Linked DNA regions of Mus musculus: region 2 is linked to region 1. Evidence: chromatin loops called from intact Hi-C (ENCODE). Cell type or tissue: left cerebral cortex. All regions are shown on one strand. Each heading gives the region's core, and the rest is flanking DNA. Links, peaks and the distances in the headings are about the cores only.

Region 1 (2,918 bases), core at 318-2,817:
ACCCAATGGTGGTCCTCTGTTAGAGCAGTATGTGCTCTTAACCACTGAGCCAGCTCTATAGTTCCATATTATAGTCCCTTACCAAGGTTTCTTATGGTATTTGGGTGGGGGGTGTTACTCTGAAATTTCACCCTTTTTCCAAATGCTCAGCCATCCTATCATATTTAAGAGACTGACAGTGAAAGACCAAGAAACCTGGGCATGATTTTGCATGCTTTCGATTCCCAAGTGCGGGCTAAGATGGAAGTGGGCTAAGATGGAAGTTTCGTCTCTCAGGAAATGAGACTCCACTGCACACTATATTCCCAAAGGGAGACTTTCAGATCCCTGGCACATTTGGGAAGGCATTTTGAATATTGTACCCCGGAAGTCTTATTGATGAGTAAGTCTGAAAATGGTCACCAAGACACTGTTAGTGGTAGTGGCAGTGACGACGATGATCACTGCAAAGTGAATTAGTCACACACTCTGGCCTCCACACATGTAGGATGCCACCGTGTACATGTCTCCCAGTAAATAATAAGTGTAAGAAAAAATTAAAACTTGTAGAGTCACACAGGTGGCTGAAATGGAATTTGGATCCGGTTGTCTCTCCTTCCTGATGATGGTAATAGCACTCGGCTGCTGAGATGTGTTGAGGATTCACCGTGCACGCCTTTACCTTCTGCATGGTCTGGCCTCCTTTCAAGCCTCAGAATGCAGAAGCTTGCTGTTCCTCTCTTTGGATGGCTGTTTTTGGCACACAAGTAGACCAGTAACATTTATTTTTAAAAATTCTTATGTAACTGAAGTATTTAACTTCTGTAGCAATTCCCTGCCCCCCTGCCCAAGGACCTGAAAACAGACCTTCTTTAAAAATTATAATTACATTTATTATTCCTGTAGAGGGAGGGAACAGGCATGTTGAGGTCAAAGGGCAACTCGTGGGAGTTAGTTTTCATCTTCCACTGTGTGGATCTCAGGGATTGAACGCAGGCTGTCATGCTTGATGACAAGCACCCTTCTGGCTGAGTCATCTCGCCCGCCCTAAAAAAGGTGGCTTATGACTTTCCCAACACAATTTCCCCACTCCTCCTGTATTTCCTCTGCTGTGCGGAGCTCAGAGAACAAATTGTTCTCTAGCAACTCTTTTGTTTTTGCAGTTGGAGAGATTGAGGGGATCCCAGCACACAACACTAGAAAACTGACTCGTGTTTTCTACAGTTCTCTCCAGTTGAGTTAAGGCTCGTGGTTGTTATATCTTCCAAATTGATAGGTCAAGAATGAGGATCACTGGTATGATATGCACACACACACACACACACACACACACACACACACACCCTCAGGTTTGCAAGACAGTGAGATATTCTGAATGAGATATACATAGTGCATAGTGGTCCATACCTTTAATCTCAGCACATGGGCAGCGTAAACAGATATAGCTTTGTGAGTCTGAGGTTAGCCCGGTCTATGTAGAGCATCCCATGACATTTAGGGCTGCATCATGAGAACTTTTCTTTAAAAAAAAGGCGGTGGGTGGATCCCCTAATGCAAGTTTCTCTTCTTGTGTGTGTGTGTGCTTGGCAATAAAATGAGATTATCTGTAATAAAAGTGTTTCATTACACAAGTCAATTACAAATATTTACAGTCCAAGTGTACAAGGCAGCTGAAGTTAGAGTAGTTGTTAGGTCTCAAACCTGGGACAAAGAGCTGAGGCGCTGATTTAACTGGATCAAACTGGATCTGGTGGCCAGGTTCTCCCAGCATCCCTCAGTCCCTGTTACAGGGTCCTCTTGGCTGGCATACTCTGCCCTCTACCCTAAACTTCTGCAGCCCAAGGGCTGGGCTGCCCTTCCCCTAGCTGCTCTTCCCTATAGAATCCAGCCATTTTGGCTACACCAGCCCTTTTGGCCTCTTGCTCCAAGCTCCCTCCTCTCTATCCCTCTTCTTCCTTCTCACTTCTCCTCACATGATCCACCTCAGTCTGCTGGTCATGTCCACTATGGACTCTCTCCCTGATGCCTCTGTCTGCACTCTCCCTCCTATCTACCATAAGACTTCTCCTCTACCGTACCTAGTATACCATGCCCTCCTTTTATTCTTTTTTTTTCTTCATTCAGTAATAACTACAAATCCTTAATGACTACATGTCAAGCCCTATACTAACTTGACCTACATTGTGTCATGTTGTCCTCATATTACCTCACCTACAGATGAGAAGACTAAGTTGTGAGACTGGCCAATTCACCTTGAAACTGAAGAGGCTACATAAGGGCAATGAGTTACTGGAAGTTGTAGTACTTTAAGATGGGCATGGGTTGCTGGGAGTTGTAGTCCTCCTGATGGGCAGAGCCATGCCACAATGAGATGCACTTCTAATACACAAACCTAATGATCTCCTTAAACATATCACAAGGAAGGGACCCACATTTACTACTTTGTTGTATGGTTCTGATTCTAAGCACTCACTCTGGATCCAGTTTTGACAAGTCTAAGTTAGTAAGCTTCAGCTCTCCCAAATCCGTATCCAGTGTTTACCGCGGGTGCTCTTCGTTGCATCCTTACCTTTTTGGATCCTTTTGGTGTGTTTAAACTACCACCTTACTTTATCGGGAGTGTCATCAGATTGATAAGCTCGCCTTTTCTGATTATTACTTAGTATGGTGGAAGGACGGTTTGATGAAGTCTTATGAACTTCATTGTGAATCTAAGTCTTGTTAGCAACCTCATACTGAAGAGTGCTTTGCAGTTTCTTTTGTAAGCTGTGAACCTCTTGGGGAAAAAGTAAATTGGCAAAATGTTTTTGTGGCTCATAATAGTGGAACCTTTGGTTTGCAAGGATCATCTCTAAGTAATTTTTTGTTTCTTGCAGACCAGAGCTGTCCAAGTGAAACAAAGTCCACAGACAAACAGAAGAAATAGGTTTTGGCCCAAG
Region 2 (2,918 bases), core at 173-2,672, 200 kb before region 1:
TGACATCTGAAAGCCGTAATTTGCTGCTCGGCATATTTTTGTTCCAGGTACCAGAGCCTGCACAAACGCTGTCGCGTCTCTCCCGAGGCAGCCGCTCTGCTCTCCAGCCTGGCTCTGGGCCAGGTGGTCTTGGCCTTGCCAACAGGTTTCTTTGGTGGAGAGCTCAAGAAGTCTTTGCTTGGATCGTCTGACCAAGCAGAAACCGGGGAGTACCATGAGGTTAAAAGCACCCCTTACTCCCCAAAGTGCAGGTCGCTTGAACCGCCCGTATCCCCTCACCCCAATCTAGTGACCTGACTTCTTAAAGGGTGACTTATAAGGGATCAAAATAATTTTAGCCATGCCAAGGCTGGAGGGCTCTTAAAAAGGAAAGATTACTACAAGCAAGGCACAAGAAACACAGATCTGTTGTTCAGAGCGGCTCGCTCCTTTTTCAATCAGCAGCTTCTCCATTCTTTCTTTCTCTCTTGGTTGATACCTTCCCAGAAGCCCAGCCAAGCAGACAAGCAATTTCTATAAGTATAGGCCTTCAAATGAAAGGTTGTCCTTTGAGCCCTCACTGGCTACCTGGCACTTCAGTGGAATCAGTACCCGTGTTCTAGCCTCTGTCTGTAAGCGAAGAGGGATCTCCCACGGGCACACTCAGGCTATGCTTAAACCACAGGAACTGGGAGATTCACGGTCTGGGCCTAGAGTGGGGCCTTTCACAGCTTAATCCTCCCAGCTGGGCCTCAGCTCCGCAAGCCGCGCATACATCTGTTGACCCGCTGCTCTCTGGATGGCCTCCCTGCCAGGCTCGCTGGAGTGGGCGGAGAGGATAAAGTGACAGTGAACAACAGGAGTCTCAGCTCCTGGCCTGGGTTCCTGAGAGCACAGGCTGCAAAGCAGGCTTAACAGCCTCCAGAAACGCCCGCCCGGAGGGGCAGGGGCAGGACAAGACCTCTTTCACTTAAGTGGAGGGTTTACCTCAAGGACAGGATCTCAAGGACTCCTAGGTGCTCGGTGTAGAATCACCCTGAGACTGGGAGGCACTCTGTAAATGCTTCCCTGGAAAACTTCCGTTGGGCAAACTACTGGGACCAGCAGGTTATTCATCTCCCACAGCATGGTGGTCCAAAGGCAACAGGGAGCAGGCAACAGACTTCTCCACACCCAGAAAAGCCCGCTGTCACCTTCGCTGCTCACGGGCACACTGTCCAACACTGGCTCTTTGAACCACAAACATTTTCTCACCTAGCCAACAGCATAACCCACTTCATAAACTGTGATCATGGGGTCACGCGGAGAGATGATAGAAGACTCGCTTGTTAAATGCAACGTTTTAGGGTTGTTTTTTCCCACTCCTGTATCATTGAGATTAAATTTATGTGTTTTGCTGAAATTCACCTTTTTTATACCTCATTCTTCCACTCCTATGAACGCATGCTTTCATGTAAATTGCATTACAATCAAGATAGAAAACATTTCTACAGTCCCCAGAAGTTCCCGCACGCCCCTTTCTAATCAATCCTGACCCCTCAGCCCCAGCTCCAGGCAGCACTGATCTATTTTCTGTCCCTATGGTTTCCGCTTCTTTCCAGAATGGCACATAAATAGAACCGTACAGTATGTGTACGGCTTCCTGAGTCAGGCTTCGTTCACTTAGCATGATCCATGACTGTGTTAGTAACGTGTTTTCTCTCATCGCTAAGAAGCATGCAGGTATCTGTCACCCATTAACCAGCTGAAGGACGTCTGGATTGCTTCCAGTTTGGGGTGATTATGAGCAAAGTCAGAGTGAACACCCAAACTCGGGGGTTGGTGCGATTGGAAGTTATCATTTCAGTAAATAGCCTGAGCCAGATTGGCTGGTATCAGTGCATTCATAGCTTTGAAAAGTAACTGCCAAACTGTTTTCCAAAACAATCGCAATTTATTCCCACCGGCAGCATAGCTATGATTGTTCCATGGTCCCGTGTTTTTCTGACATGGTTGCAGCTTCTTGTTTGATTGCTATTTTCATGGGTAACTAGCTGTAATTAATTGTAGTGGTATTTTAGTTGTATATCAACAGCGATGCCAAACCCTTTTGTGTGCATACTTACCATCTATATGGCTTCTCTGATAACACATCTGTTAAGATGGTTTGCCTGCATTTTATAGAGCAGTCTGGTTTTTACTTACTACCAAACTGTGAGATTTCCATCTACACACAAGCTCTTTCCCAGATATGTGATTTACAGATGTTTTCTCCACATGTTATTTTTCTTATTCTCTTTATTTTTGGTGTTGTTTTCCATTTCCTTTATTTTTTATTTCTTGAAGAAAAAAAAAGTAAGTTTTTATCAAATCAAGTCTAGTTTATCAGTTAGATAATCTCTTTGGTTTGTATCCAAGAACTCACTGCTTAAGTCAGAACCACGGAGATTTTTCTCCTGAGTGTTTTATAGCAGTCTGTGTCAATGCTGTCTTCTCCTCTGTTTATGTTTATGTAACCCCGCCCACACCACGCTCAACAGTCTGTCCTTCCCTGTATCCAGAGTCTGCTGCCAGTGTGTGCATAGCATTCTCTGGGACTCCCTGCCCTGTTCAATTGATCTAAATGCCTGTCCTTTCTACAGCCTATCCTTTCTGCAGCATGGTTCTCATCATTCCTGTGATAAACGCCTCGGAGTTAAGAGAACGGACTCTTCACCATGAGCCTGTCTCTCATTGGTTGCTTCCTTAAGCTAATTTCCATAATGGTCTCCCAACCATCTTCATGATTTCTATTGGAGAAATGATTTGCTCCCAGGTTGGAGGAGAGCATCTTCGTCCAAGGGGAGTTCACAGTGGGTAGACACGGTGGATCTCTATTTGTATCAGTTTTTTTTTTCACCAAAATCTTATACTTAAAGCAATACAGATCTTTAACACTTTTAAAAACTTTTAATGTGTAT

The links. Hi-C counts contacts between places; a loop is a spot of excess contacts. Peaks named below come from ENCODE experiments on the same cell type or tissue, not always from the same donor. Only the 100,000 strongest peaks of a DNase experiment are listed, where the experiment ranks them.
Region 2: a loop joins it to region 1, with 9 times the contacts of the local background. A loop is called at or near these places in 2 of 42 quality-filtered maps.

The regions. Positions count from the first base shown.
Region 1 is chr3:84,983,312-84,986,229 of GRCm38, reverse strand. No RefSeq gene overlaps it. Among named protein-coding and RNA genes, the nearest start is that of Gm30944, 38 kb to the left of the region's middle. In left cerebral cortex, for the core only: no CTCF peak of the experiment used is centred there; DNase peaks (open chromatin) are centred at 697, 1,002 and 1,656; H3K27ac peaks cover 2,414 bases.
Region 2 is chr3:85,183,936-85,186,853 of GRCm38, reverse strand. No RefSeq gene overlaps it. Among named protein-coding and RNA genes, the nearest start is that of Gm31096, 63 kb to the right of the region's middle. In left cerebral cortex, for the core only: no CTCF peak of the experiment used is centred there; DNase peaks (open chromatin) are centred at 491, 589, 1,650 and 2,489; H3K4me3 peaks cover 80 bases; H3K27ac peaks cover 2,323 bases.